Linked DNA regions of Homo sapiens: region 2 is linked to region 1. The links are chromatin contacts, found by Hi-C or POLR2A ChIA-PET in ENCODE. All regions are on one chromosome and are shown on one strand. Each heading gives the region's core, a stretch centred on a gene start or an enhancer-like site at or near the end of the contact. The rest is flanking DNA. Distances are from core to core; before and after follow the strand shown.

Region 1 (3,262 bases), core at 627-3,126:
AACCCTGAAATTTACCTCTGAGGATCTGAACTTCTGGTGGCCATGTTTTTGTCAGGCTCCGATTGCCTCTGGTGATTGTGCCTAAAGTTTCAGGAATAGGAAGCATGAATTCCCTAACTCAGTCAGTGGAAGTAATGATGAAATGACCCACTCTTCCCATCTGTTCAAAGTATCTAAAGTATACTGTGTATCTGGAAAGATGACTGGGCCTTTTTGGGGGTTTTTGGATACTCTCAAGCTGGCAGCCTCCAGCTTGTGCAGCATATAAAAAGTACAATGGGTCCTGCAGGTATAGCCACTGTTGCACTCCCTTGCCATAGAGTGGGTCCCTGGGTCTGAAGCAATGTTATGAGTGATGTGAACAAGTCAGAAGCTCTGAGAGCACTCAGATGGTGGGCCTGGCCCAGGCATGGTGGGCAGGGGAGGTAAAATCCAGGCCCAGAACGTATATCAATCTTAATAAGGACAAATTACTGCCCCAGCTCTTGTCCTAGGTGGACGGGATCTGATATAATCAACTTGCACCAAGTGTTTGTTTGGTCTCCTCCAGGCATGGTATCTTATCCAGCCCTGGGGTTTGTTTCTGCTGCTGAGAGATCAGACAGCAACAGCAGTAGCAGTTGGATCAACCTCAGTGTTTGATCTTTCCTCCTCCCTCCTGCTAATTGCTCTGTCTACCTGATTTTAGATACCTGACCCTAAACAGGCAGAGACATATTTGTTAATGAGACGTTGCTAATGATCTTTTCGCTCAAACTAGGTGCTCTTATCTCCTGCTGTTTCTTCAAAGAGTAATTTTCCCAGATGTGTTTGTGATCCAAGCTCAACAGATCACATTGTACTTCAAATAGGCAGCAACAGAAAACTTGGATCAAAGTAAAACTAAAACTACAACTTTGGAAGGAAGAGGTGGGAGATTCTGCTCTGGAAGAATCAGCTGACAGGAGCCTAGGAAGGAGAGGAAGCTGACCCAGGGACCTAATTCTATTTAGTTACTAATCTGCTGTAAGCAATTACATTTGAAGATCCAATTTTGCAAAAGATCAATGAGAACCTCTGGATTTCTCTCTTGTAGTAGTTGTGTAATGATCTGAAGCTCATAAGCCCAGGGACATATCTTATTTTCCCCCATATTCCCAATGCCTGAGCCAGTGCCCTGCTCAAAGTCCCGAATAAATATGTATTTGTTGAGTGGACAAATAAACAAACAAATGGATGAAGTCTCGTAGATAGAGGGTGCTTTGTAGGAAATCATTTGAGTAGCAAGATTCTCCAACCCACGTAACACAGGACCTGATTTGCAGAACTTTGTTTAGACATAGCATTTCAAGAGCACGTTTTCTGAACCATAAAGGAAAGTAGGGTTCTAGATGAATAATGCCTTTTCACAGTGTCTGAGTCACCTCACACCCCTCACCCTCATCTGATAACGGCCCTTGGCAGATCTGCCCTTTTGCAGGGGATTCCCCAAGGCTCTCACCTCTTGCCTGCCCCTGTGTGTGTGACTGCAGCAGGCACAGGGTTGCCAGGCACCAGAATATAAGCACAGAGCTGGAGGAAATGGGAGGAATGATAGGGCAAGTTTATGGCAGTGAAACTTCCTGACAGTATGCATTTATGGGAATATCATACACATTTCACCTTATGATGGTATTTTTTATGCTGACAGGAAGATAAAGCTGGGCAACAACGGAAAAGTTGACTACCAAGGTAGTGTTGAAAAGGAAAGAGTTTGTTTCAATGAGACATTCTCATTATAGATGTTGGCTTAGTCCAAGCTTCTGCCTCCTCTCCCATCACAGAGGTTCTCTTCTTCTAATATATTGTGGAGGAGGGGGGTTTGTATCAGTGCAAACTGTACTGCCTCTCTCATGCTCTTGCTTCTACAAACACCCCTCTCCAAACAAGGACACCACAAGGGCGTGACAAGCGGTGCTCATCACAGCCTCTAAGCTTCAACATAACAGGATTGTCTTTCTCTTCAGTTAGATAGGGACATTTAGATAGAGCTTTGTCCCTCAACAATCTATTGAAGAGAGCAAAAGCAGTAGAGGCCCAACAGAAGTTCATTTTGGAACTTGCTAAATTAAAAGTAAATAACACTCAGCATATTAAATGCCCTCTAAAAATATGTGAAAGTACTCAAAGGCCTTGGCATCCAGGAAGTTCCCTGCAGGATGTCCACCTGCACTCCAGTGCTAGCTCTGGGAAGCTGTATGAGCCTGGTAAGTCTTGTGCCTTCCTGGGCCTTGGTCTCCTCCTCTGTTAAATATGTGATTTGGACCTTCCTTCTTTCCTTCCTGCCTTCCTGCCTTCCTACCTTCCTTCTTTCTCTCCTCTCTAGCTCTCAGTATAGAAACCCTTTCTTTAGATGCGATCTCTTAAGAAAGGAAAACTAATATATATAAGAATATTAAGCATGAACCTTCTCTGGTTAAGCGAAGCAGGAGAGAGGTCGGAAGTATATGTTTCCAGAAGCCCCTGAACCTCAGGAACCTCTAGGCTCCAGTTGGAAAAGCCCTGTAGCTGTGTTATTTCATGATCTGCAAACTCTCTACGAGAGCTGCTTTCCTAGTCTTACCAGCCAAAGAAGACGTAGACTTTTCTAGCAAGGAGGACAAAGAGTTCGGGAATATCCATTTCAGTCAGTTTTCAAAACAATCTTGTATCATTAGGAGAAACACAAACTTGGGTCTGAATCCCTATCCTTTAAAGGACTCCTACAGACTTGGCTTGGGGTTCCTAACTGCAGGGAAAATAAATCCTCAATCATTTACCTTCATGACATAGGAGACCCAATGATCAACAGTATTTCTCTGTATAATCTTCTTTCTGACAAGCTCTCCAAACAAAAGAAAAGAGAAAGAGAAATGGCCATAGGAGGGAAGACTTTCTTCTAGGGCATTTGAGAAGATTGTCAGACCCAGATGCGAGGCACCACCTTTCCACCTTATGCCTCATTAATGGAAATAACGCAAAAGCCCAGATCTAAGGCAGAGCTTCCCACCTATGAACCTGCATCTCAATCTTCACCTTCCAGGAACCAGACAGTGTCTTCTAGGCTGATTACTTCCAGTTTATCTCATTATGATGTCCACATATTATAGCTCCCCTCTCCCTTGTGATGAGCATGGAAAATATCAGTGACTCCAAATCCCAATTCTTTCACCTTAGAAAACAAATCTGAGAATCCCTCTACCACCAAGCACAGTACCTGGATACAACAGGCACTCATTAAATGTTTGCTTAGCCAATGCAAGGA
Region 2 (3,244 bases), core at 466-2,965, 220 kb before region 1:
TTCATGATTAAAACAAAGAATAGAAAGAAACTTCCTGAACTGGATAAAGGATATCACAAAGCAACCCTATAACAAATACCATACTTTATAATATAAATGAAAAGTTAAAGTTTTATCTATCACTATTTTAATTTAACATTGGAGATTCTTGCCAGTTCAGTAAGACAAGAAAAAAGAATTAACATTTTATGGGTTGGAAAGGGAAAAAAAACTATCATTACTTGTAAATGATATAAAGAATCTACAAATTACTTTTATTAATAAGGAAGCCAATAAGGTTTCCATATACATGATAAAATGTAGGACCCTTTGACAGTGGCATGGCTAAATAAACTACAGTAAAATAAACACAATAAAATATTCTATAGCAATGAAAATGAATGAACTAAAGTTACACAGGTCAACCTGGATAAAACTCAGAACATTGTGTTTTGTGGGGAGCAAGTCACAAAATAATCAGTATGATTCTATTACATAAAAGCTAAAATGAGATAGTATATTGCTTTGGGATATATATATGGTAAAATTATATGTGGTACATATGTAGTAAAACTAAAAAAAAAAAAGCAAACAAACAAGACAGTAAGTAACTCAAAATCCAGGAAAGTAGTTGGGGAGAGGAGAAAACAATAGGAGAGAGGTACATAAGGGTTTCAGTAGCAATGATAATGTTCTTCAGATGAGTAGCAGAAATGTGGATGTTTTCTTTATTTAATCCTTTAAAGTGTATCTACATGTTATATATTCCCTTCCACATGTATGATATACTTCATAATCTAAAGAAGTAAATGAACCTGAGTGAACTTTGTTAGAAATGCATTTTAAAGTCAATGTTACTTCAAGTTGGAAAACACAGGCATTTAGGAAGTTCTTTTTCTATATCTAAGTTTTGAAATTAATATTTATTATTTTTTCTTATTCCTTATTCTAGGAAAGTTGAGAGTTCTCATTTATACAATGGTTTTCCTATTACACTGAAATCATAAGAAACTCTCTTGGTAGGTTTTAAAGGTAAATTATACAACCATTTTGTTTTCACAACTGCCTGTATAAGACAGAAGAAAAACAACAAATGAACAATTAACTGGTAAGGAAAGAATATTAACTAATAAGAAATGTCAAAAAGGCTTGACTTCTCATATTAAAAACAACTTTTTGGTGGAAAAAACCTAATCCCTTCTTTTGAAAGAGAATTTTTCAAAATTCTCAGTGTTGGGGCGGTGGGGGGTGAGTGGCTGGGGGTTGGGAAATCAGATCTCAGATCAATAAACAGGCAAACAGGTTGACTAAGAATAGAAGGTATCATTATGTATTTTACATATTTTGTATTTTCTGCATATTAGATGTTTTGACATCTTAAAACTACCTTTCTGGCTAGAGAGAGACTGTCTCTTTCAAGGCTAGCCGATTCTCAGAGATAACAAAGAGCCCGGCTGGTAGCATGCCTTTGACAAGAAAATTCACCAATCTAGAGACACCCCTCCTCTATCTGGCCCTCAGAGGCAATATTTCTCTGCCTTTACTATACCACAGCCAGGTACCAAGCAAGCAGGGACCACCCAGAAAGCTTGGAGCCTAACCAAACTACTTCAACTAGCAATTCTAAACTGTTAACCCTGCCCTGCCTTGCCTTTCCCTTGGAAACTCCAATAAAGGCTGTGGCTGGCCCAAGCTCTCCCCTGGCTCCTGCCTTCTGCCTCCTGACTAACACGGGTGTTTTCCCTTGTGGCCCTGCGTAGCATGTGGTGACACGCCTCTATGGGACCTGTGAATGTAACAAATTTCTTCCTTCCAAGCCCTGTTCTCATTTCCCCTTCAGTGGCTGTACTGATTTTATCACATATCCAACATGTACATTCTTAAAACACATAGCAAAGCAGGAGTTTCAGATGTTAACCAAGGTCTCCAGGAATGACAATTCTGGAGCTCAGGGCGAGCAGAGATTAGTGAAGGAGGGAGCAAATTTACAGGAAACAAGAATATGCAAATACTGAGAGTTTGAGAGTTCAGTGGTCGAAAAACAGGAGATAGCTGTGGAAAGTGCACACTGGGAAGGGGCAGCTCTGAGGCACCTCACGGCACCTGGACAACCTCAACCAGCTTAAGGTGCCTAACAGAGGAATTTATAAGCTTCTTGCTGGTATGGGAACAAATCCCCAAGTGAGGTGCCTGCTAGATAGATCTGCAGGTTGAAGTAGATCAGGGAAACGACACACCGGAGGAGAGGGATGTAGGGGCAGAAAAGAGGGGCCCATCCAAAAAATGTGTGTGTATCCCCACCTACCCTTACCTCCTTCCACTTTTTCTACAAGCGTCAGAACTGCTCAACATCATCACTTCCAAATCAGTTTTGGTGACAGAGTCCAATTGCCCAAACCAGATGCAATGCCCTCATTATGTCTTACCAGCCCTCCTGCTCCTGCCTCCTCCAGTTCATGCTTCACGTAGCCACAGAGTAATCTTTATAGAACACAAATATCACCATATTACTTCCCAGCTTAAAAACCTTTCAGGATTGACCCATATCCACCCAGAGTAGCCTCCAAGCCACTTAGATTGTCCTCCTTTCTGCCGTCCTTCTGGCTTCTCTGGCTGGAGACTTTAGACCACAGCACTGTAAACTGATTCCAACTCCATGTTAATATGTTAATTTAATATGTTAATATTAAAATATTATTTCATGGGTCCAGGTATTAGCACATTATGTACTCTTTTCTCCTTCTGAAAGGAAGAATCTTTGCCTGCCTTAACACTATTATTCATCTTCAAAAATCTGTGCAACACTTCATTCTGAAGCCTCCTCAAACAACTGCAGTCTGCTCGCTTTATGGACCACCTTGCTGCTCTCATTACATTCAATGCACACTATTTTATTCACATGTATGTCTGTCTTCCCAACTACACTGCAGACTACTTGAGGGCAGGGATGGTATCTTATTTTTTCTTTGTATTTCCAGTGGGTAGCACAGCACCTGACCCATAAAAAAACTATCATCTATTGAGCACCTACCGTACAGCAGATCCCATACTAAGCTTTTCAAATGTTATGACGTGAGTTCCCACAACAACTCAATGAACTATTTATAATTACCTCTTTTACAAACGAGGAAACTGAGATTTAGGAGGTTAACATCCCCAGGACCTTCCAGTTAGTAAGTGGTAGAATTCTGATTAGGACTTGGGTCTCTGACACCATTGCCTACGTTAGCTCCTTGGGCCTCTGGTGAAACGTAATGCACGAAAT

The links. A loop is a pair of places that touch in the nucleus more often than their neighbours do. ChIA-PET counts read pairs that join two places held with the same protein, here RNA polymerase II (POLR2A). Pooled maps may share reads with other maps.
Region 2: a loop to region 1 is called in a pooled map, with 2.7 times the contacts of the local background. The contact joins two enhancer-like sites. A Hi-C loop is called at or near these places in 4 of 168 maps with a recorded cell type or tissue (Calu3, endothelial cell of umbilical vein, heart right ventricle and 1 more), 2 of 37 single-sample maps with no recorded cell type and 10 of 50 pooled maps. POLR2A ChIA-PET finds 5 or more read pairs at or near these places in 3 of 52 experiments (A673, CD4-positive, alpha-beta T cell and activated B cell).

Annotation. Positions count from the first base shown.
Region 1 is chr6:90,396,640-90,399,901 of GRCh38, forward strand. No RefSeq gene overlaps it. Among named protein-coding and RNA genes, the nearest start is that of MIR4464, 86 kb to the left of the region's middle. Within about 2 kb of position 1,877, at least 4 of the 41 ENCODE cell types and tissues checked have a DNase peak (open chromatin) inside an H3K27ac peak, as active enhancers do; they include CD4-positive, alpha-beta T cell and natural killer cell, where a contact is called at or near this core.
Region 2 is chr6:90,174,361-90,177,604 of GRCh38, forward strand. All of the region lies in intron 4 of BACH2 (BACH transcriptional regulator 2), which reads right to left. Among named protein-coding and RNA genes, the nearest start is that of BACH2, 120 kb to the right of the region's middle. Within about 2 kb of position 1,716, at least 9 of the 41 ENCODE cell types and tissues checked have a DNase peak (open chromatin) inside an H3K27ac peak, as active enhancers do; they include CD4-positive, alpha-beta T cell and natural killer cell, where a contact is called at or near this core.